Linked DNA regions of Mus musculus: regions 2, 3, 4 and 5 are each linked to region 1. The links are chromatin loops, found by intact Hi-C in ENCODE. Cell type or tissue: left cerebral cortex. All regions are shown on one strand.

The links. A loop is a pair of places that touch in the nucleus more often than their neighbours do. Peaks named below come from ENCODE experiments on the same cell type or tissue, not always from the same donor. Only the 100,000 strongest peaks of a DNase experiment are listed, where the experiment ranks them.
Region 2: a loop joins it to region 1, with 2.7 times the contacts of the local background. A loop is called at or near these places in 9 of 42 quality-filtered maps.
Region 3: it touches region 1 in a loop (2.5-fold over the local background); 6 of 42 quality-filtered maps call a loop at or near these places.
Region 4: it touches region 1 in a loop (4-fold over the local background); 6 of 42 quality-filtered maps call a loop at or near these places.
Region 5: it touches region 1 in a loop (2.6-fold over the local background); 2 of 42 quality-filtered maps call a loop at or near these places.

Annotation. Positions count from the first base shown.
Region 1 is chr7:65,525,470-65,530,469 of GRCm38, reverse strand. It overlaps a transcript of Tjp1 not described here. Among named protein-coding and RNA genes, the nearest start is that of BC046251, 54 kb to the left of the region's middle. In left cerebral cortex, a CTCF peak has its summit at 2,527; DNase peaks (open chromatin) are centred at 2,694 and 3,240; H3K4me3 peaks cover 2,257 bases; H3K27ac peaks cover 1,273 bases.
Region 2 is chr7:65,623,644-65,628,643 of GRCm38, reverse strand. No RefSeq gene overlaps it. Among named protein-coding and RNA genes, the nearest start is that of Tarsl2, 19 kb to the left of the region's middle. In left cerebral cortex, a CTCF peak has its summit at 2,914; a DNase peak (open chromatin) is centred at 1,564.
Region 3 is chr7:65,639,619-65,644,618 of GRCm38, reverse strand. No RefSeq gene overlaps it. Among named protein-coding and RNA genes, the nearest start is that of Tarsl2, 2.8 kb to the left of the region's middle. In left cerebral cortex, a CTCF peak has its summit at 2,067 (motif pointing right); DNase peaks (open chromatin) are centred at 2,073 and 4,626; H3K4me3 peaks cover 422 bases; H3K27ac peaks cover 1,295 bases.
Region 4 is chr7:65,608,089-65,613,088 of GRCm38, reverse strand. It overlaps BC046251 (cDNA sequence BC046251), which reads right to left. Exons shown (of 8, transcript NR_131060.1): 2 at 4,767-4,944; 3 at 3,517-3,747; 4 at 3,103-3,359; 5 at 2,685-2,792; 6 at 2,188-2,335; 7 at 1,837-1,917. Among named protein-coding and RNA genes, the nearest start is that of BC046251, 29 kb to the right of the region's middle. In left cerebral cortex, a CTCF peak has its summit at 2,681 (motif pointing right); DNase peaks (open chromatin) are centred at 2,716 and 3,172; H3K27ac peaks cover 1,199 bases.
Region 5 is chr7:65,574,725-65,579,724 of GRCm38, reverse strand. No RefSeq gene overlaps it. Among named protein-coding and RNA genes, the nearest start is that of BC046251, 4.8 kb to the left of the region's middle. In left cerebral cortex, a CTCF peak has its summit at 2,428; a DNase peak (open chromatin) is centred at 2,252; H3K4me3 peaks cover 338 bases.

The DNA.
Region 1 (5,000 bases):
GCTTCCTTTTATAAGTTGCTTAGGTCACAATGTTTTGTCATGGCAATGGAAAAGTACAAGTTTCTCAACAAACTCTGTGGCTTTTGCCTAGGCTGATGACCAGCAAGCCTCATAGATTCTCCTGTCTCCACCCTGTGCCCCACCCCTTCACTACTGGGATTTCAGGGGTGGGAAACAACAACTTCTCTCTCTCTCTCTCTCTCTCTCTCTCTCTCTGTGTGTGTGTGTGTGTGTGTGTGTGTGTGTGTGTGTTTGTGTGTGATGTGTGCTCATGTGCATGTGTGTGTGCATGTGTGTATATAGTATGTGATCATATGTGTGTGTGTGTGTGTGTGTGTGTGTGTGTGCATATGGGTATGTATGTGTGTGGTCGTGTGTGTGTGTGTGCACATGTGTGTATGCTTGGTATCCAAACTCCAGTTAACATGCTTATGCCAATCTTATCCACCAATCCACCTGTATGATCCCACAGAAGTTCTTCCAGAGTGTGTCTGTGCTTGGTCAGTGGACATCTGCTATTAAGTTTAGATGCTGGCATAGAGATGCCATTACATCGATGTTTTTTTCTTGCTGTGCTTGAAGCATACAACATTGCATAGAATTGGAAAGAAGATATTGATCAACAAAGACGAAGGGGCAGCAAAGAAACAAGAAACACAGTGAGGATGGAATTCAGGTGCAGTCTGTTACATAAGGGGAAGAATGGAAGGAACAGGCTAACTGCAATGACCCTTGCCCACCCTGGATATTCCTACCTCCTTCCATAATAAAGTTGACCTTTCTCCGCAGAGCTGACCCTGGCATGTCTCCATGGGCCATCCTAAATACTGCTCCTTCACACTGCTCCCTTTGTTTTTATTGCCTAGTGGCCAACAACCCCAGGGTGAAAGGAGGACCATAGAAACTGACCTAGGAGAGTGATGAGAAGCCACATTTGGTGGCATATACCAGTAATCCCATCACTTGGAGGCTGAGGCAGGAGGATTGACACGAGTTCAAGATCAGCCTGGGCAACAGAGTAAGAGCCTGTCTCATACAAGAACCAAGCAAAAACAGAAACAAAAGAAAATAATGTTGTACTAGTATGTTCCAGCTTCGCTGAGATCAAACACTGACCAAAGGCAACTTTGGGGAGGAGGGTTTAAGTTTACAATTCTGCATCACAGTCCTTCACTGAGGGAAAGCAAGGCAGGAACCCGGAGCAGAAGCTGACGCAGAAGCCATGGAAGAATGCTGCTTACTGGCTTGCTCCGCATTGCCCACTCAGCCTGCATTTTATAGATTCCACAACTACCTATCTGGTGGTGGCGCCATCCACAGTGCGCCAGGTCCTCCCATATCAATCTTTACTCAAGAAAATGCTCACATCGACAGGCCGGGTTGACAGGCCCATCCCTCAATGGGTGGAGGCAATCCCATCCCTCAGTTGAGATTCTCTCTTGGCAGGTCACACAGTGCCACAGACAGCAGCCAAGCATGGCTCAAGGTGCCCGCTATGGTGTGCCTTTGTGGGTATACTTGCATGTGGGAACCATGTGACAGCCAGAAGTGGATATCGAGTGATTTCCTCAAACAGTTGTCTACCTTCTTTTAGACGGTGTGTGTGCATGTGTGTGTGTCACTGATTTGGCAAGACTCGCTGACAAGTTCTATTTTTTACAGGAGTGCTGGGGATGGAACTCAGGTCCCCATGCTTCAAGCACTTGGCTTACCGAGTGGCCTCTCCAGCTCCACCCCCTTCCAGGAGAACTTTGGATCCACAGAGGAGATTGCAATCCTGTTGCTTGCATAGGCTGCTTTTAATTCTTTTTTTAAAAAGTGTGTTTGGAGATTTTTTTAAAAAGATGTATTATTTTATGTATATGAGTACACTGTAGCTGTACAGATGGTGGTGAGCCTTCATGTGGTTGTTGGGAATTGACTTTAGGACCTCTGCTCGTTCCGGTCGCCCCGCTCACTCCAGTGTCAGATCTCATTATCGGTGGTTGTGAGCCACCAGGTGGTTGCTGAGATTTGAACTCAGGACCTTCAGAAGAGCAGTCGGTGCTCTTATCCGCTGAGCCATCCCACCAGCCCAACTTTTAATTCTTAATAACTGCAATATTTTAAATCATAGTGCAACATGCATCCATTGTTTACTTTTTTCCCCGTTTCCCCTATTTTATTGATCCCACTATAGTCCCTTTTTATTAGTTCCACAGTAAGTTTAAAGGCCATGGAGCAATCTCAACTTTTCACAACTGATTGCTGTGGTACTTTTGCCAACTCTACATTTCCACTACCCAGAACCACTATGTGTATGAGGACTGAGCCCCATATAACATATATGCAGCACACTATGCGGAAATATAAAATTGTCAATCACATCCAGGCAGAAAACGAAACATCTTATAAGAGACAAACCACTAAGCTGCAATCATATACATTTTTTTTTTCTGCTCTGAGATTCTTTGCGGTCATAATCGACTGCAAATAGGCTGTCAGCCCCCTCGGGGAAACTGAGGCACGTGGGGTGCGGACCTGCGTGTTGCAAGGCTCGCTTAGCGCCGCCTCCAGGCTGCGCCCGCTGCCGGTGCGCAGCGGTGCCGAGCTCGCGCGGGGCGGCGGAGAGCGGGCGGAGGGCGCGCACGGCGGCGGTACCGGGCCACGCACGGCGGCGCGAGCGGGCCACGCACGGCGGCAGGAGCGGGAGCGGGGCGCGCGGCGGGGCGGCGGATGGCCCAGAGCTGATCTATGCGGCGCTTGGAGGGGCTGTGTCTGCGGCGGCGGCGGCGGCGGCGGGGCCCTGCCCGCGAGCGGAGCGGGGACAAGATGAAGTACCAGAAATACCTGACGGTGCTGCAGATGGCCATCGGCGTCACCCCGTCCAACCGCGGCAGCCTCCTGCCGCTCAAGAGGAAGCTGTGGTAAGGACTCGGAGCTGGGGCGCGCGGACGGGGGAGATGGGGGAATACGAGCGGCGCGCGGACAGGGACAGGGGTGCTGGGGACTTGGGGGCAGGGCCGGAGCGCGCTGATGGGGACAGGGGCGCGAGGGCAGGGCGGGGGCTTGGGGCCTGGCAGCGATGGGGCGCGCAGAGCTGGTGGAGCAGCCATCGCCCAGCGTCCGGGCCGCGCGCCTCGCTCCTGCGGGCGGCTTCGAGAACGCGCGGGGAGGGAGCGGCTGGGACCCTGCGCCCCGCATTCTCGCTCGGACTCTCCTTCTCCTGGGCGCCTCGCTTGGACTCTCCTTCTCCTGGGCGCCGGCGAGTGCTGGCTGGGAATTGCACGCAGCCGCCGAGCTCTGCCGCAGACCGCGACATAGCCCTGCAATCCATTGGTCCTTGTCTGTTTGTGCGTCTTCTGTTATTTCCCCGAATGCACCTGCTGTTGGGCACATAGTAAAGATGAGCCGTTCCCACGCTAAGGGGAGGAAGTTGTGATGTTAGCGTCGCTTTGTCGAGGACTGTCATTATATCTGCACGGTTTCTGCTTCCTCCAACCTGGAAGCTGTTAGGGAGGTAATTGGAAGGAACACCATCAAGTGAAAATGTCTAGGAATTATCCAGATCTGGTTCGCACAGTCGTTTATCCTGTAGGTTGTATGTTGTATTAGTATCCAAATATGCCACATGGGATCCCAAAGCCACCTGGGCATTCCACTGGCTGGAGAGGTAGGCTTAAGATTCACCCACAAAAGAAACAAGAAAGGAAAAGTAGTGGGGTGGACATAGGAGTCTGGAGCCAGCCATTGTGAGAGCCAACGACCGTTTTAATTTGAAAATTAGTAGTTAGTGCTTAACATAGGATATGAATACTTTATTTAGATGTTCGATTCTATTGACTGTAGGGTAATATATTCCTAAGTAGAGAAACTCAAAGTGTGGCTGCTTTTGTGAAGTGGAGAAGTAACTTCTGCTATCAAAAACCTGAAACAATGTTTCAAAGTCTATCTGGGTTGATCAATCCAGGAAATGAGGGTTTAAAAAAACAAAACAAAACAAAAAAAAAAAAAAAACCCAAAAAAACAAAACAGTTCCAACAGTGGCCAACAGTGAAGGGAAGACTTACTGTGGGCACAGAGTTGGAGTTTCGCCTGTGCCACTCACAGTGTGACCTTCAGCAAGTTATTGTCATGTTTGTTTCTCCGTGGGTAAGCGGAGACTCTTGTTATCTCACTCATGGTGTTACAAAGATCAGCTCTGATGTCAAACCAGCCTGTTCTACTGCTGGGCCTGGGTGAGTAACAGCAGGGTTGGGAAATGTTAGCATCTTCTGTCGTCCTCCTCCATTTGTTAAAAAAACAAAAAAGTTATTTTGAAAATGGCATTTACTCTTGTTAACCAGCCAAAGACAGCACATAGAAGGCCAGTTGGTAGGACTGGCAACAGTTGAATTAAGATGTGTTCTAGGCGGCTGGGCATTGGTGGCGCAGGCCTTTAATCCCAGCACTCAGGAGGCAAAGGCAGGCAGATCTCTTGAGTTTGAGACCAGTCTTGTGTAGTGAGGGAGTTCCAGGACAGTCAGGGCTTCACAGAGAAACCCTGTCTACAAACAAGCAAACAAACAAACAGAATGTGTCCTTGGGGAAAGGGGGTGTGGCTCACCAGAGGCGTGTTTGCCTAGCACGTGCAACAACCTGAGCCAAGCAGTAAAAAAGAAATATATCCGTGGAAGATGATTTTCTTTCTTTTTTTTCTTTTCTTTCTTTCTTTTTTTTTTCTTTTTTTTTTTTCAAATAGATGAAGAATGGGTCATTCTTAGGCAGAGCAGGGTAGGGAGTGCCTACTCCCTACCATCATGTGGAAAACTGAGGCAGGAATATCTTGAGTTCAAGGCCAGCCTGAGACCCTGTCTCAACAAAACAAAACAACTGGCAAGATGGCTTATTGGGTATAAAGGTGCTTGTCCCCAGGGGGTCATTGGACTTGGAGACCCACACAGTCATCAACAAATAGGTCACTCTTGGCTGTATTGTTGGCATATAAGGGGAAAGATGTCAACACGACCGGTTGCTCCAGC
Region 2 (5,000 bases), 98 kb before region 1:
TTCATGAGAAAAATACTTCATGAGTATTTTCATGAGTACTCCCTGAGAAAAGAAAACAGTTCGTGAGAAAAAAAATTCAGATAAGTCACACACACACACACACAGGCACACAGGCACACCATCCTGTTTAGATTATGAGCTAATAGGCCAATTGCATATACCTAATTTTATGAGGGAGTTCTGAATCACTTTCGAAAATGGGTTTATACCATATAAACATCGAACTAAAATGTGATGCCCTTGACCTGTTAGAGGACATTTCAACCGCTCACACATTGCTGTCTTTGTACAAGCAAACCTCCAGGTCCTCCATGCTGTGGGAAACACACGCTCTTCCTGCTTTCCTGAGCTCACCATTGGAAGGCAGAGTTGCTGAAGCTGACCACCACTGTCACACGCATTGTGAAAGGCAGGCCAGAACAAGGCCTTCAAAGCTGACCTCATCCCTGCTCAGCTAACTGAGATTTGATTTCAGAAGAATTACTACGTCTTTGTGATTGTTCTCTTCTCACTGAAAGGCTAAAAGAATGTAGTTAACTGGGACACGGCAGGAGCTTGCTCCCCTCTTTTCCCTCCTCATTCGGTCACCAAAACAACAGCAGCCTTACTCGCTTGCTTGCAGAGGCGTACATGAGAGGAAAAATGAAGCAGAGATCAGGGCATGTCACAACCCACTTGAAGTGTCTGTGGGGATAACCTCAATTTTTAGAAGCAGAGAATAAATGGAAATGACTGTCCACAAATATCTGTATGAAGTCACCAAGGCAACTGTATCCTGTATCCGGGACCTAGAATCTACCAACGAGAAGCCAGTGAGAGGCCGCATCTAGTCAAAGCTGCAACATTCAAGACCAAACCAAGCCCTGCAAATGCTTAATGCATCAGAAAGAAAGGCACTGAGACACGTGCTGGTCAAACTTTATACATAAAACTGTCTCTCAAAAATTATGTCCCTTCAGTGACTTGATAATTCAAGGAGAGCCTAGATTGGCAGTTCTCAACCTGTGGGTCATGACCCTTTTGGGGATATGTAGAATGACTGTCACCTAAGGACATTGGAAAACACGGATATTTCATTACAATTGATAAAAGTAACAACATTACAGTTATGAAGTAGCAACAAAAATAATTTTATGGTTGGGAGTCACCACATGAGTTGCAGAATTAGGAACATCGGGAACCACTGGTCAAGACACTTCCATGAGATCCTGAGACATTTCTTATCGCCGATACAAGCCTGCACAATCCACAAGGACTTACCAACACATTATTTTCATATCCCTTGTGTAAGGTTATCCAGATGCCCAAGGTTTAGGATCAGGCATAAACAAGGACAGAGTGATTTCCTATAGGATTCTTTTGTTCTTTCCAAAGCCCCATGGTTTCCAAAAACCTTGTGCATCTCAACATGGGACACTGTATCTAAGACCTACACAGATGAATGTGGCCAGGCTAGCTCTTAGCCTAAGGATGAATAGCTAGACTTATTTCCCACTCCTGTCTACCAGAAACTCCACTGTGGGTAGAAAACAGCCAAATCACAGCCAACCTGGTCCAGCACACTGAAGCATAGTCACCATAGCAACAGCATCAACATATGCCTGGGATCCATGCTCCTTGGCCAATTAGTTTTCTGGGAGTCATATTTCAAAATTCACCCTGTTTCCGCCTGTCCAGGAGCTTGTTGACTCTGTGTGTTCTGGAGCATTTGTTGGCTGGAAAAAGCAGGACAGGGCTGGGCTGGGCTGCCATTCCAATCGGTGCTTAACTTAATGTGACCAAGAAGGTGTGTGGGTATAGGAGATGGCAATTCTTAAATTCAATGGCAATTATAAATCCTTGGGTCAGATCCCAAGACCTAAGGAAAAGTTGTAGGGGAATGCTTGGTGAATGTGGTGGGCATGGGTGAATGTTTGGGAGAGGAGCCTTGGAAAAAAATACCCTCATCTATGAGGGAAAATAATCGAAGTTCATTTAGAGTGGAAACATACATATTAGACCAATCTGCTTTGGGTTTGAGGCTCTTTAGGGTTAGATAAATTCTTCCTCTTGGAGAACCTGAAAGACAAGTAGTCTTGGATTGGCTTGGAAGAGGGGCCAGTTCAAAATCCAGAGTATGGAGATCAGAAGGCAGACTTAGGAGGAGACATTTTCTCCTCTTAAATGTCTTTTCTTCTAGACACTCACCTGACATCCATTCTAGTTTGAGAGAATATTTTGCACTGTCTACTATCTTTTCTGCATCCCATACACCCCATCCTCTCCCCCACTTTTTTTGAGAATGAGCACAACTAGATCAAGAACTTTGTGATTCTCTTTAAAATACTTTAATTGCTTTTTGTTGGTTTTGGTTTTGTTTTTAAGTTGGGCCAATGAACACTGATTAGTGGTGGCACATGGCTTTAATCCCAGCACTCGGGAGGCAGAGGCAGACAGATTCTGAGTTCAAGACCAGCCGCATCTACACAGTGAGTTTTAAGGCATCTAGGGCAATGCAGAGAAACCCTGCCTCAAACAAAAACAAAAACAAAAAACAAAACAAGTAATCAGTCAATCAAACAAACAAAACAAGCAAAAAAGTTTAGGTTGATAAGATGCCTGCATTCAATTTCTGGAAACCCACAGTAGGAGAGAAATCGCTTTCCAATTTGTTCTCATATGTACAGTGGTGGCACATTGTACATCAACATGCACACACATGCCATACACAAACGATAGTAAATAGACAACATTTTAGATAGCATGAGGCCTTCTTTCCTCATTATATGAGGCTTTCTCAAAATACACACAACTCCTTTCTGTCTTGCTTCTCTCTCTCTTCCCCTAGTCGTTTTCCTTAACCCTATTTCCCTGCACGAAAGGATCTGCCCTTGAATTCTAGAGCCCAAGGGACCTGGGATGGTGTTCCCTCTTTGGTAGACAGAGGGCAGACATGGAAAACAGTGCCTCTCTAAGCCTAAGTTTGATCTTTTCATAATGTCCCAAATTTTCTGGGTGTTTTGAGTTAAGAACTCTTTTTACATTTGGCATTTTCTTTGACAGATGTATCAATTTATTCTATGGTATCTTCTATGCCTGTGATTCTCTTCCATCTCTTGTATTCTGTTGGTGATGCTTGCATCTGCAGTTCCTGTTCTCTTTTCTAGGTTTTCCATCTCCATTTGTGTTTTTGTTTTTTTTTTGTTTTGTTTTGTTTTTTTTTTTTTTTTTTGGTGCTTCTATTTCCGGTTTTAGGTCTCAGATTGTTTGTTCATTTTCTTCACGTGTTTGATTGCATTTTCCTATACTAGTTTAAGAGATCTATTTGTTTCCTCTTTAAGGGCTTCTACCAGCTCAGTTGCGTTTTCCTATATTTCTTTAAGGGAATTATTTATATCTTCTTTAAAGGCCTCTGTCATCTTCATGAGATAGGGGTTAAAGGTCACAGTCTTGCTCTTCAGGTGTAGTAGGATACCCAGGGCTTGCTGTAGAAGAAGAGCTGGGTTCTGATGGTATCATATTGCACTGGCTTCTGTTGCCTATGTTCTTGTGCTTGTCTTTTGCCATCTGGTTGCTTCTGCTGTTGGCTGACCTGAGTATCCCTGGCTGGAGCAGGCCTCCTGGGAGGCAGGTGGAGCTGTGAAGTGGGAGCCCATGCACTGATCTGAGACTGCAGGTGGAGGTGTGGAATGGAGGGAAGATGGAGTTCCGGGAGGGCAGGGCAGAGCCCATGACTACTGGGCTTGCTAGGGTCCCAGCAGGAGGGGGGATTGGGTCAGAGGGGGCTCTCACCTGTGCATCTCAGGTTAGGGCAGACCTCCTGGTCAGCAGGTGGAATTGTGGGGTGGGGTGGGGTGCAACACTCCAAGCAGGTGTGAACCGGAAGGAGTGGTGCACCCCTTTTTATTATTTCTCTTTTTTATTTTAAAAACCGTGTTTACATTTCCAGAGCTGACTGGTTTTCTGCATTTCAGGTGACTTTAACTGTCTTTTTAGATAACCATTATATTACTTGACTTAAAGTTTGTGAGATTCAAAACATAAAAGGTGGTTATTTTTCCTTCCATCCTGACCTTTATTTAGGTCTCTTCCTATGAACAGCTATAGTTACTTTTTTTTTTAACTCATTACAAACATATTTGCTGTATATGTACTTTTTTCTTAAAGAAAAATATCACTAGAAATAGGGAAGACATACATAAAATATTTCCTAAAGTCAAATGGCAAAAACCAAGAGCACAACCTGCTAGAACCTCTGGGATACAGCCAAGGTTGCACTCTCATTCATAGGAAGAGACCATAACAAAATATGAAAACGCCATAGAGACACCTGATACTTTGTGAGCTAATCAGAAATACTAATTATAAAGAGAATTGTGCTCATGTTCAGCAGTATACAGTAAAGATGGATAGAGTATCTATTCTGTTTTTAGTTTTGCAATTACATAAAATTATATTGACTTAGCAACATTATTTAAACCATCACCTATTGAATGAAGTCTGGCTTCTCTCTTGTTTTTGCTGTCGTAATGAGACTCACAAATATATATATAAAATATGGATAAATTCCTAAAGGGGGAATTGACTTAAGAGGATGCGTGCGTGCATAACTGTTATGGATATTAGCTAACTGTGCCCTGTAAAGCATTGTACTTTATATTCCTCAAGTAATACGACTCCACTTTATTTCCCTGTATCCTAGTAACACAGAGCACTGTTACACTTGAGCATCTTTGCTCATCTGCTGGGTAGAAACGACAGCCTTTTGTTCTTCCAGTGTGAAAGTTCTCATTTAGAGTGAGACAGAACATGATTTCATCTCCGAAGATTCATACAGCTTCCGTTTCTCTCTGTCCCTATGCTTTGCACATTTTCTGTTAGATGTTGGTCTTATTTTTCAGCTTATGTTTTAGAAAGCGTGTGTGTGTGTGTGTGTGTGTGTGTGTACCACAGGAAGCTAAAAGGTGCTGTGTTTCCTGGAGTTGCAGGCAGCTGTGAGCAGCCTGGTGTGGGTGCTGGGA
Region 3 (5,000 bases), 110 kb before region 1:
GATGAGACAGCGCGGCATCATCGCTGGGGAAGATGAGACGGCTGAGCAATGCTTCATAAAACAAGGAAAATGGGCAGGGGAGTGTGGCAGGGAGCACGGGCAGGAACACGGCCAATGTTGGGTGCACTGCAGGATTGAGAACTACGCTCTGGACCTAGGCAGCAGGAGTGGGACCACCGGATGGGCATCTTTAGCGTTTGGAGGCATGTCCAGGTGCTACTGGAAGTGTGTTCAGTCTAATGAAACTGGAGTTTGAGATATTGAAGCCCAGAGGAGGTGCGTCTCTTGACCAGATTGTCCAAACCGTTAGCAAAGCCTGATGGATTTCTTTCATTCCCCTCTTAAATTCTTGCAGTCACCACACTGTGCAAACAGGTTCTGAAAAGCGGCCATTGAAAATAGACCTTCATGCCAAGGCTGTGCAAATACAGTGGCACTTGGCAAGGACACACAGAAGAGCACTACAAAAACTTCAGCCTGGCCAGCACAACATTGTTCACTATTTGAGTCTAGAGCAAATGCTGTTTATAACTGTCTTAAGATTATTTTAAGTAGAAACATTTGTGCTATCGGACTTTGGAAACAGTGGTCCGCAAAGAATTAAGCTCTCATCCTGGAGCAGGAAAGGGCTGAAGCCCTGCTGCCCCCTGGGGGAGGAGTTGCCCTAGGAATTGCTGGACAGACTGGAACTAAGCCGATGATGGAGCCACACCTCCACCACTGGCCTCTACTTAAACTTAAACCTCATATTAGCACCCCAATGACGGGCTTGGGGTAGGTGGCTGAACCCCTGTAGCTGTTCATCTTCCCACTGTAACCACAATGAATAAATCTCCTTTCTCTGCTTTTTATTGTTAACTGTCATTTTAATTGGCATGTTTCAGAGGGTTAGCTGAGCTTATGTCGTTGAAACTTCCAGAAGCCAGGCTTTGACTCTAAAGACTCCAGTAATAAGTTCACACATGACTTTGTTTCTCTTATAACCATGAGCAAGAAGCTTCCTGTGGCAAGAACAAAAGTTGGCTTTTACTGTTCTTAAGTTCCTAGAATGTGCCAAGACATGAACGAAGCGATTTGGAAATAGTCACTTCTTAAATCTTCATTAAAAGAGATGATACCATTATACCCATGTATAATGCAGAAACTAAGGCACAGAGGGTAGCATTTAGTCAAACATGTCTCATGATGTAATCTAGGTAATGGAGGCAATAAGAGTTCCAAAATAGGGTTTATCTTGGGGTGGGATAGTTCAAGGGTGAGAAATTACTCTGAGAAATGGAGTCTGGGTAATGTGAGCAAGGTGGACAGACAGGTGGATAAATGTAACTCTGGGGAATAGGTGGAAGGAGCTGAGGAGTTAATCAGATTCACAGATCACTCCCAGCAAGAGATGCCATTGTCTTCCATGTGGAAATTGAAGACCTCTTCTGTGGGAAGAAGAGGCACAGCTGGGTGCAGTGGTGTACATCTGTACAGCACTCCTGGAGGTGGAAGCAGTGGTAGTGGTGGATGGGGGTAGCCATCAGCTTAAAGCTAGTCTGGGCTACATAGCAAGATAAAAAAAAAACTAGAAAGAAAGCAGAAGGGAAGAAGAAAGGGGAAGAGAGAAACAGAGAGGCTAGGATAGCTCAGTGGTGAAGTGCTTACCTTACAAGCATGAGGACCAGAAAGTGATATCCAGCACTGATGGATAGACACAGGTGTATCCCTGGGGGCTTGCTGGCCAGCCAGCTTATCCTAAACGAAGAGTCCAGGTTTTAGTGAAAGGCTTTATTACAAGGTAGTGGGTTCCTGGGGAATAATACTCCAGGCTGTCCTTTGACCTCCCCATGCAAATGCACACATAGGAAGATGCATCTGCACACTCACAGGCAGGCACAACACACATCTGCACACATGCACACACACGTACACACACTTGCACACATACATGCATACACACATGCACACACAACACATATCTGCACACATGCACACACATGCACACACACATGAACACACACATACACATGTACATACACATGCACACACAACACACATCTGCACACATGCACACACACCATAGTGCCACAAGAGGGAGCAGAGGTACAGAATTTTAAATGAGAAGAATAAAATACTACAAACGTTAGGAGCGCATGAATCTGAGAACATATAAGAACTAACATTTACAATGATAAAAACAAAAGAATGAAAGCTATCGATTAAAAACTCTAGAAAAGGGCCGGCAAGATAAACCAATGACAATATCAAAGAAAACTGCATGTAGTTTTCCCCCAATATCCACAGGTAATTGGTTAATGGGAAAGAGTTATTTCCCAAAGATATCCCATAAGTGCTTCAGTCCTTTACATAACATGTCCAAATTCTTGCATTTAACTTGGCTGCACCATCCTGTCTTCCTTACATCATCTCTAATGATGTACAGTGTAGATGCTGTGTCCACTGTAATGATGTGTAGGAAGGAGTGGGAAGAGAAGACTACATGCTGTATAGCTGTGATTCTTCCTAAATACTTTCAGTCTATGGTCCATTGAACCTACAGAAACAGAATGAATAGAAATGGAGGGTCTACTGTATACATGGCTCTTGCTGGGAATTTATTCTGTAGATATATTTCTTTCTCTTTTTTTCTTTCTTTTCTTTTTTTTCTTTCTTTTTTTTTTTTTTTTGTTTTAGAGCTTTATTGTAGAAAGGCAGAGAGAAAGAGAGAAGGTAGAAGGAGAGAGGCTGGCCATGGCCACGTGGAGAGAGAGGAAAGGGAGGGAGAGGAGAGCTAGAGATGAGAATGAGAAGAGCTTAAGAGCTGTAGATATATTTCTAAGAACACTAAACTGCATTGGTACAAAAATTTAACTCAATGATGTGTGTGTGTGTGTGTGTGTGTAAAATTACATAGATGCTGGTTTCATCAATTTAATACAATGACCCAATGGAAGATCATGTAGCAGTTTAAAAGCCATCAGGGAGATCTTTGTAAATTTATATGGAGGCAGCCAGGCGGTGGTGGCGCATGCCTTTAATCCTAGCACTCGGGAGGCAGAGGCAGGCGGATTTCTGAGTTTGATGCCAGCCTGGTCTACAAAGTGAGTTCCAGGACAGCCAGGGCTACACAGAGAAACCCTGTCTCAAAAGAACAAAAACAAAAACAAACAAAAAAATGTATATGGAGGCATTTCCTGGAGGTACTGTTAACGTGAAAAAGAGCTAAGTTCAAAGGAGCTTAAGTGACATGTTACATAACCTGTCTACATCTACTTATCAGCCCAGAGAGAAACTGAGGTGTAGACCAGCAAACAATGAAATGAGCTATCTACAAAGGACCAGGAAGGAAGAAACCAGTGGAAGACACCCAGAGAATCACCCTGCTCTGGCTACATCCTTTTGCTGTGTTGACTTTTGAAGGCCTATAAACAAATAACATGTATTTACAACTGATAAAGCACTAGACACATTTGAGAGAAAATTGAAGCAAACATAAATTCCAATGATCATCCAAACAGAAGACAGTAGAGAGGGAGAAAGGACGAGTGATTTCACACAGTCTTGGCCGAGGGAAGGTAAAAAACTGTGAAGAAATACTGATGTCATTTCAGGAACTCAAATGGAAAGAGACTGGGTATATACTGACTCAGGATCCCGAATTCTCCCTGTAGAAGAGAGATATTATGGAGGAAGACCAGTGAAGAAGTAGATACAAAGTGGCAGTTAGGACTCTGACAAAGAGGACTTGCCCCCTCCCACCTCTCCACAGTGATGAAGAGCTATGTCAAGGTCGGAGCATGTGAACCCAAGATAAGACAGGAGAAGCCTGTCTTCTTGTGGAGACCAGGGTAGGGCTCCTCACTAACACGACAACGATATGTCATGGGGAGGCAAGAACCAGCTCAAAGGACTTTGACTAACTAAGCTGGGGCCATTTGTACGTAAAAGTAATTAAGTACCATAATGAATTATAAGCCACTGAAAATATAATTATTCACACATTCATACAAATAATTCTTTGAAACTGAAAAAGAAGCAGAGCTTAGCTCACAAACCAATGTCAAGGGCTAAATGGGGAATCAGCAAGCAGAGCACTTAACCTCATATAATAAAAAGACAAACAAGCATTTGTAATTAAAAATACTAATATCATAAAAGACTAAACCCATAGAAGTGTTCCAAACTAAAGAGAACTGTTGCCATGATAACCAAACACAACATCTAACCCTAAACTGAGTCCTGGATGGGGTAAAAACCGTGCATGGTGCCATCCCTTGCCAGGTGGTCCTTAGCTGTATAAAAAAAAAAAAAATTAAGTTGAGCATGCCAGGAAAAGCAAGCCAATGAGCAATGGCTTCTGCGTCAGTCTCTGCTGCCAGGTTCCCGGCTTGAGTTCCTGCCCTGACTTCAGAGCTAAAACTCTTTCCTCCTAAGTTGCTTTTGGTCAGAACATTGTATCACAGTAACAGGAAGCAAAGGAAGACAGCTAGATAAGACACTGTCTGTAGTCCTTGTAAAGACAGGCTTGGGAGTTTATCTCGGCATTATGTAACATGGCCAAATGCTTCAAGAAAGAGAGTTTTAAGGAGAGTGAACAGATGGTACAGGGAAGATAAACCTACGGTAGCATCAAATGAGGGCGTCTTGTAGTTAGGGTAACTACTTCCATGTGTCTCTGTTCATCACTGAAGAAAGGCATGAGAGGAACTCAAACAGGGCCAAAAACCTGGAGGCAGGAGCTGATGCAGAGGCCTTGGAAGGCTTGCTCAGCCTGCTTCCTTATAGAGCCCAGGACTACAAACCCAGGGTTGACACCACCCACAATGGGATGGACCTGCCCACATCAATCACTAATTATGAAAATGCCCTACAGGCCTGCCTGCAGCCCTGTCTCGTGGAGGCATTTCCTCAGTTGAGGCTCCTCCTCTCAAATAACTTTAGTTTTCATCAAGTTGACATAAAACTATCCAGGACACTTCTTAAACTGTCTATCTTACCTTATCACTCCAGTGGATTCA
Region 4 (5,000 bases), 83 kb before region 1:
TGGGTAGTCCTAAGATGGGTGGGATGTAATGATGTTTTGATGCTTTGATGTTGAAAGAGGCCTGGTTAGTAGAATGGATAGCTAGAACAGCCTAGCCTCATTGCCTCTTGGGGACCAGGTCATTGTATTTATGCATGGCTTCTATTACCCCAAACTGAAACAGGGCAGGGTTTTTAGCAAGCTCCTCAGTGAGCAATTTATTGCAACAGATAGGCTTGATGGTAGCCAATCTCCTTCCCTCTATTAGACAAGAAGTCATGAAGTTCCTAGTAGCCTCTATCAACAGCATAGAGTCTGATATGACTAGTTAGGTTTCCATCCAGGGCCTGCATCAGCACCATGGTTGGCCTTTCTGGGTCATGGGCATAGGCTTCACTGGCCCATCTTTGTATCAGTGTTCCTATGTAAGATTATCCCTCCAATGTATAGCACATAGTTCAAATAACAGAAAACCTCCTGCAGGTAAGGTCAAGGGCTACTGTAAATTCTTTAATCTCTTATTGAAGTGGGAGGGACCAAGAGCCCAATTCTATCTCAGTCTGTGACAGGTCTGACATAGGAAATGGCTCATGTACTCTGATGGTTCAAGTTTCCCCACTGGCCACTTAATGAAGGGGAAAGAGAAATTTGAGGTTTAGTTTTGGTTGTCCCTGATAAGAGTTTTCTTTCCCTTTCTCTTCTCACCTCCTCTGTATGGTGTGTGTGTGTGTGTGTGTGTGTGTGTGTGTGTGTGTGTGTGTGTGTGTATCTAGGTAAGGTAGAGAGATTTAAAGGATTGGGGCTGTCCAGGGGAGCAGCAGGAACCCTGGCTATAGGGTCAGAGTGAAAGCAGCCCTAGCAGGGGTTATCAAGAACATTTGAGCTGGTCGTGGTGGCGCACGCCTTTAGTCCCAGCATTTAGGAGGCAGAGGCAGGCGGATTTCTGAGTTCGAGGCCAGCCTAGTCTACAAAGTGAGTTCCAGGACAGCCAGGGCTACACAGAGAAACCCTGTCTCGAAAAAAAAAAATCTGGATTGGATATTGGTCTTCCAAATTTGGCAAGACACATGTAGCTTCTCTCATGCAAGGCAGAATCTTGGGACAGTGCCGTCAAGGACTTTAGAGGACTTTATAAGGTTGTAACAGAAAAAGTAAGGTATAGACTTGGTGTATTGTAGAGGGTCCAGACCTGACAATGCTTCTCAGATTGTAGCCTGGTGACATCACACAGGAAAATTACCTGTGTGTGGCTCAAATTTGTTCCAGTGTTCCAGTATTTAAGAATATAGCTTACTGGGAAGTCAGAAGGGAAAGAGGTCTGTCCCACAGCCAGACTACTGAGGAACTGCCCCACAGGAGGTTCTCTTAGTAAGTAGTGACCCCCTCTTACTATCTATAATGGACTGGAGGCACCCCTTTATAAGGGGGATTCACCTACTAAAAAGGGTTTCTCCAAGTTCAGGGACATCAACACAAAGACATGTCTACCTCTCAGTGCAAGGTTAGATTATTCAAGGGATTTGTGTAAGCAAAGGAGAGGCTCACTCACTGACTCAATGGAAGGTGGGGGCTTACTCCACAACAGTGCTTGAGGAATGAGACAGAAAGGCAAGGGTTGCGAAAGCACGTGAGTCAGCTGCCACTGTGCCAGTTCAGATAAATAATAGTACAGACATCGAGATGGGAGAAGGAATAGAAGACACAAGCCCTCCAAAGTGCAGTGGCAGCAAATCTGTCAGGGAGAAGGGAGTGGGAGTCCTCCAAAGATATGTGGGCTCATCCTGAATGAGTAGCTGCCAATCATACCCCTCACTGAGAGCGAAAGGGGCTCTGAGGAGAGGAATGTAACCCCCTTACCATCACGGGCTGTAAAATGTAAAAACCGTCCAGCTTCTCCATTGCTTTCATGTCCGTCCAAAGTGTAGCCTTGGCCAGGGTCTGTCAGTTAAGAATGGGCAGTAAGCTTTTCCACAAGGCACCAAAAGGAATCCCAATGCATGATGGTAACCCAGGGTCACAACTTGGAGGCCTTTGGGCATCTCTGGAAAGCAGCCCCAGCTAGGACTTTCAGTTGCCACAGAACAACTGACCAAATACCACTAGCATTACTCGGAGGGGAGGCAAGAAGAGAAGTCCCCATGTGGGTCCCAAAGTTGTGTCAGGAAGTGTTGGTAATGGGCCAGTGATGTGGGAGATGAAAGGACTTACCAGGACGTGAAAGCGGAAGTAGAGTTTATCCACACACTGTGGTACAGCTACAGAGGCAGGAGAGTAGACGCTGTCTGCACAGAGGCATTCCTGGGGGTGCCCTTATGCAGAGACTTCCAGGCAGGCGGTGTTTCAGCGTTTGCAATAACTGCAGACAGGCTTGTTATAGTTCCATCTCTTTGAGGAGATAACGATCCTGCTCACAGGCTACAACGGTTTTGTTTGTCTAAGCCCAACCTGTCCTTGGGTAGTAAGCCTTGTTCTGAAGCTAAAACAGCTGAGTCTAGCCATCACTCCAAAATAGTGTCCACAGAAAGCAATCATGGGAGCAGAGGGCAAGCAGGTTGGCATGAGTGTGTGGAAGCCCCAGGGCGCCAGGAAACAGGACTTTTGCTCTTTTCTCTTGGCCCCAAGTCAATGGCCTGCTTCTAATTGCTGGGAGCCTGGAAACTGATTCTCAGCCCCACATCCCACTCCTTGCAGCTTCTGTGACTCACCGCTGTGCCACTGGGTGGCGGTGCCAGCTGGCAATCTTGCTCGGAGCTGATACACTCACATCTCCCTATGAGGACCAGGCATGTCTGCCAAGTTCCATCCCATGCGCCCTGGAAAGATGGGAAGACACATGCATCTGAAATGCTTTCTGCCTCAGAACTGGAGATACAAGATCAAGGGGAGTCATCCAGGAGCCATGGGCCAGAGCTGGTGCCAGGAGCTGGCCTTGCTTTACTAACTCAGAACCCAGCCTTATATTTCTGATGGATGGAATCTGACCATCCTGCAGGGATGGGTTGCCAAAGCTATTTTTGATTTGTGTGGGTACAGTGCAAAGTCAAAAAAAAAAATGTAACCCATAGAATACAGCTGCAATTATTAAACAAAAAACCAAAACACAAAGCAAAAAACTCTACCGACCAGATCAGATCAGAAATGCAGCAATCAGGCTCTAGGTCAGGAATCCAGGTCAGGCACACAGAAGAAGACCACGTGGCTCTGAGCCTAGCTTGGGAGCACCAGATGAGCGAGGCAGAAGAATGAAAGGAGCACTCACTCCCAGAAGAACTCGGGATCAAGATCAGACTGGAGCAGCAGTCGTCCAGCAGAGGAAAGGGTATCCGGAGGCATATGTGGCTGGGGCAGTAGGCTCCTCCCTAAGTAACTGACTACCTTCCCTGGAATTCCAGAAGGGTGTAAAGTCAGGTGCTATGGGAAGCACAGGGAACAACCTCTAGTAGTTGGTTTCGATGAAAGTATGAAAGGGTGAGTATCCTCATCATCTACTGATGCATAATAAACTATTAACACAAACAGCACCTGCGGGCAGGATACCTGGACACAGCTCACTTGTGAATCCAGCTCCAGGTTTCTCAGAAGGCTACAGTCAGGGTGTCAGACATGATGTCATCTGAAGGTGCCACTGGAGCAGGATCGCGTCTAAGCTTCCCCCATGTCCTTTTTGGAGGCATTCAGTTCTGCTAGACACTGGGATAAGGGTCGTGCTCCATTGGCGGTGGTCGGAGGCTGCCCCCAGCTTCTTGCCGTGTGAATGTCCCCAACTCGCTATAATCACAGCAAGCATGTGAGAAGAGTCAGAGAATGAATGAATAAAGAAGATGGAAAACATAGTCTTTTATAGTCCACTCTCATGATACCCATCATCCTTGCTGAATTACATACATTGAAATGGGGTTATTGGGTTCATCTCCCACATACAAGGAGGGGATTATTCTATCCATTGCATGGCTATCAGGAGTGGGAATCTCACCAGAAGCTAGTTGCATTGCTAGAGATTGGGAAGGTAGAAATGTCTTGGGCCTCAAATACAATGACAGGATGGAATTCCGTAGGCCTCCGATGACGAATCCATGTGTCGGTGAGTGTGCAGTGAGAATGTGGCTTCCAGAACCACAACCTATGACTATCTGAGACACAGGACAGCTCCAGGACGAGAGCAAGCTGGAGAGACAGGTTAGCAAGCATCCTGTTCTGGCCACCAGCAAGGCATGGTCATTTAACTTCATTGCACATGTCCCCACCATAAGAGAGTTCTCCACTAGGACCAGCAGGCCTCCTTGAGAACTTTTAACAGACCTACCTCCAGCTGATGTCCATTTTCCAGAAAAATCTCATGTGATTCCAAAAGAACCGGCTGATGAAACTGACCTTGACCACGGTATTAGACCATATGGGAGAAATGAGCCACTTAAACATTTTTAAAAACAAAATAAAGTCTGAAAATTATGTTTCTTTTATTAAACAGTTACTGGTTTCTTAGGAATAATTTTGCTTTCTGTTTTCAACAACAACAACAACAACAACAACAACAAAACGTAAAATGTACAAATCAATTAATATGCTTGAATGAATTTTGAAAATAGCTTTTAAAAGCCAAGTATGACTGATACTTGTAATTCAAGCACTTCAAGGGCTGAAGGGGGAGGATTGCTGTAAATTTAAAGTCACCTTAGGCTACAGTGTAAGGCTTTGCCGAAAACAGAACAAAACAAAAACAAGCAAGCAAAAAACAAAAACAGAAAGGGGGACAAATGTCACACAACCAAACTACATATTGTCATTACCTCTGCTGTTGTTTCAAGAAATTCCTCATCAGGAGACCCAAGCCTTGGAGACAGTTCTGGCTCCTTCCACATCTTAAGTTACTGTTACAGACAATCGCCACACTCTATGTGGAGGATCTTCACCTTCTGCTCCGTCTCCCTGCTCAGGTTCACGCCCTGCTCCCTGTAGCTCTGCTCCCTGCAGGGCATAACACTCATGGTCCTCCTGTTTGTCTCCACACAGCTTTTAGGCTT
Region 5 (5,000 bases), 49 kb before region 1:
ACCTAGAATATAGGTAAAAAGTTGGCCAGTCTTGAGCCTAGAATCAAGAGTATCTTAAAAGACCTGGCCTGGCATTTGGCTTCAGTAGATGAAGAGCTTGCTGCCAAGACTGGGGACCTGAGTTCAATCCCCAAGACTCACATGGTGGAAGTAGAGAACCAATTCCTGCAAACTGTGCTCTGGCTTCTTCCTGCAAATAAGTAAATGAATATAATTTTTAAAAAAATGTAAAATAACATCTTAAAATATCTGAATCTAAATGAGTATTGTGCTTAGAAGGAGGGTGTCTTTCACTCCAGTGGCTCCTGAAGGCAGATGTTTAAACTTGGGAAAGAGACACAAGGAGACGGGTGTATGACCATTGGAGGAGTCACAGGGGGGCAGATATTTAACCATGGGAAGGAGTTACAGGGAGACAGGTGTTTGACCATGAGAGGAGTTACAGGGGGAAGATGTTTGATTATGAGGATCAGTCACTGGGGCAGCATTCAGCTACACACAATAAATATGCCTAGAATTTAGAGCTGTTTAAGAATGAACCTGGTTTCCTGTTTCGGTGATTCACCACTTAAAATACTCAACCAAATGAGATTGAGGGTGTCTTAGTGATCACACATTTATTAACCTAGAAACTCAAGGCCCTGGATTCCATTCCCAGAAAACACACACACACACACACACACACACACACACACACACACACACAGAAAAACAGAGCCTGAGTTCAAACAAAGGTAAAAACTGTACAGAAACTACCAAAGAATGGATTTTAAAAACCAAACAAAGAAACAAAAGTGGCACCTTTAAACAATGAAGCATTACTCAGCTGTTAAAACAAATAAATAAAGACATAATGAAAATTTCTGGCAAATGAATGGAATTAGAAAAGATCATCCAGAGCGAGGTAACCCAGATCCAGAGAGACAAAACACAGCATATACTCACTTATAAGTGGATATTAGCCATAAAATATGGTCATGCTAGAATTCACAGACTCAGAGAGGCTAGAAACAGGGAGAGCTTAATGGGGGTGGGGGTGGGGGTGCAAAGATCTCCCTGGGAAGGGGAAATATAATAGGTTTCCTTGGTGGACTGGGGGCTGGTGGGGATGGAAACTGGAGGGATCAGTTCGGGGTTATGGAGAGAGAGAGATAGAGAGAGAGAGAGAGAGAGAGAGAGAGAGAGAGAGAGAGAGAGAGAATACTGTCAGAGACGACTGGAATGGGGGCATTTTGAGGGTAAGCTAGAAATCTAATGCAATGGAAACACCATGGAATATGTGGGTGACACTAGCAAAGACTCCTAGTGTTGCGGGACAAGAAGGCTGAACCAGCCATCTTCTGTAACCAGGCAAGGCCTCGAGTGGAGGGGTTGGGAAAAGAATTCAGCCACGAAACCTCCATCCTACAGTTTATCACACCTGCAGGATCTGCGGTACCAGCGCCTAGCTTAATTGTCACCGGAAAAACTTCATCCAGCAACCAATGGAAGCCGATGCAGAGTCCTTCAGCCAGATATTAGACAGTGCCCTGGAGTCCTGAAGAGGAAAGGGAGCAAGGAGACCGGAGGACCCATAGGGGTCAAGGACACCACGAGCCCAATAAAGTCTTGTTTTTGCCCTTTCCCGTTGTTTTTAGATAGTGCTAAAGAAAAGCAACAGTTTATGCAAGAATTGACAAGATAACAGAAGGGGGTTACAGAAGAGCCCTTTAAGAAAGACCAGATACAGACAGGCAGAGGTTTCAGTGCTCCTAAAAGGAGTACTATGTAACTTTTTTACATAGTTCGTAAAAGAAAATACTGAAAACTAAAATTGAGATAAATGCCGCTATTAAGGACAAAAATAGGGCCGGATGGAAAGGAGGCTGAGCCTGTCCGAGCTCACTACCCACAGACGTGAGATAATTGCTTCCCTCTGGTCATTAATTTCTGTAGCTCAAGGGCTGACTAAGAACCAAGTGGGAGTGGAGTGTTCTTTAAAGTCCTTGGCTCACACGCTTTTATTTTAATCATACAATTTAAATTATAACATTTAAAGCGAGTTACTGTTGTATAATTTGGGCATATTTATAATTTTGATATATTTGTATCCATACATATAAAATGCCTTGTGCCATATAGACAAAACTGTTGAAACGTTGCCAGAATGATCCCTGGCATTGCAAAACACAAGCATAAATTATAAACCAGACGATGAATAAATTGCACCACGCACAAATACACAACATCTACTGATCAGAGAGAGGCTTGCAGAAGCGACAAGTCCTCGTAAACAGACAGAGTGCACTTGCCCCATGCGGAAGCATCAGGGGACTAGTCCGGAATGCGTGCCTGTCAGAAGGCAATAAGCAACCAACAGATCCACAGGAGAGGAGACAGTAGCAGCTCAGTTCTCCCCCTCAGGCAGGAAAAAGCAAGCTACAGGGACACCGTGTCATAATCCTCACACTGGCGCCAGCCCTGTCCTGTCAAGTGCCAGCAGCCTGCGGAGCACAGTGTGCAGGCTTCCTCCCATAGACAGGGGCTTTGTAGAGCGCAATCAGAGACTTTCAAGTCAGAGATGTGTATAGGTCACCCCCGGGCGTTATACCCCAAGATCTACAGGGAAGGCCTTTGTACTTGGGTAAACATTTAAAAATAATTAAAGAGAGGAAGAAAAAAAAAGCATAACCATGAGTCTGTTTCTGAAAATTAAAAAAAAAAAAAAAAAAAAAACAAACAAACAAAAAAAAAACTAAATTGCCCCTAATCTGAGTTGGGATGCATCTATTCCTAACAGGCTTCAATCTTTTTTGTTGTTGTTGTTTTAAAGATTTTATTTAATTTATTTTATGTATATGAGTATACTGTAGCTGTCTTCAGACACACGAGAAGAGGGCATGAGATCTCATTATGGATGGTTTTGAGCCACCATATGGTTGCTGGGAATTGAACTCAGGACCTCTAGAAGGGCAGTCAGTGCTCTTAACCACTGAGCCATCTCACCAGCACCCAACAGGCTTCAGTCTTATGTGTTTGTTTATTTATTCAGGGACAAGGTCTCATGTAGCTCAGGCTAGACTCAAACATGCTATGTAACTGAAGATGACATCACACTTCTGATCTTCCTGCCTCCTCCTCCTCCTACCAAGTGCTGGGCTTATAGACAGACAGATGCCACCATGCCTGGTTTATTTGCTGGGCTTATAGACAGACAGGTGCCACCATGCCTGGTTTATTTGCTGGGCTTATAGACAGACATGTGTCACCATGCCTAGCTCTATGCAGAGCTGGCGATCATACCCAGGAATGTTAGGCAAGCATCTACCACCTAAGCTGCCCCCTAGCCCCGATCTTTAGACTTGCTGCAAGGAGCAAAAACCTTGTTAAGAAACCCCTCCCATTATGTCTACACAGTTCTAGTTTCTTCTCCTGAGAAATGGAAATCTCCATTTGTTTCCACAAGAGGAAGGCTGGGCCCCTGGGTGCCCCTGAGTCCTGCCATGGTGGAGACAGCCCAGGATTTATGGACTGTCATCACTACTAAGGCATCCTTTTGCCTTTGGCTGAATGAAGGGATAGGTCCTATTCCTCAATTTCCTGAGTATTCTTTCCACCAAGAGCCTGGGTCTCTAATGTCTCTACACTAGATACAGAAGAGTCAACAGTTGCAAACTCAGAGATTTACAAATAAACCTGGTGGGGCATCTGAGTGCCTAAAACAATCTCATGTCCATCAGTGAGAAACAAACGACATAATGGAAGAATTATCATGAGACAAATAGCGAGCTCACCAAAAAAATTGAGAACTAAGTTTTAATTCTTCCAATAATCACCAAAAAAACACACAATGTTTCTACATGGGAAGCAGTGTCCACTGTGGCCAAGCGGGAGAGGCTGCTGCCATCCTAGAGAAGTCTTTAGAGCTCAGCCATGTGCTGCTGTAATCCCAGCTGCTCCAGAAGCCGAGGTAGGAGAATCACATGTTCAAGGCCAGCCTGGGTAGTTCAGTGAAACTGTGCCATTAAAAAAAAAAAAAAAAGTATTTTTAAGTCTGGGTGTGGTGGGGGCAGAGGCCGATGAATCTCTGTGAGTTCAAGATCAGCCTGGTTTACAAAATGAGTGCCAGGACAACCAGAGCTACATAGAGATCCACACATTTTTGAGACTACTGTATTCAAAAACAAACAAAACACTAACAATAGCAACAACAACAATAATAATAATTTTAAAATATAAAAATGTCATGGGGTGGAGCTCAGTGGTAAAGCATTTGCCTGACACATGTAAAACTTTGGGTTTGGTTCTTAGCTCTTCTTCACTTCCTAAGTGACCTCCAGTCACTGGAGGTCACTTTTTATAATAGTTTGTATCCAAATAGGATGACCACCGTATGTTTGAATGCTTTGACCGTAGGGAGTGGCACTATTAGGTGGTATAACCTTGTTGGAGAAGATGTATCATTATGGGAAGGGGGGGGGGTGCTTTGAGGTCTCCTATGCTCAAGCTATGCCCAGTGTGGCACACAGTCTTCTGCTGCTGCCTGCAGATCAAGATGTAGAACTCTCAGCTCCTTCTCCAGCACCATGTCTGCCTGCACGCTGCCATGTTTCCCACCATGACAATAATAGAATAAACCTCAAAAACTGGAAGCCAGCCCCATTACCTGTTTTTCTTCTAGAAAAGTTGTCATGATCATGGTGTGTCTTCACAGCCATGGAAACCCTAATTAAGACAGTATCCAAATCCCAAGCGTTTGTTGTTTGTCTATTTCAATTTTCTTGTTAGTTCATTGGATACTTTGTATCATTAACATTCAGTTCAACAACAGAGTATGATTTTTTTTATACTGGCCATTTGGCTTGCTTTGAAATTACTGCTGTATTGTACATAACTTCAATCTTTCGAGTGAACAAAAGGCTCTGGGCTATTTGTTTAAGTTTAAAGGCAGTGTTAAGGGCTGGCGAGTTGGCTTGGTAGGTAAGGGGCTTGCTGCCAATCCTGATGACCTCAGTTTGATC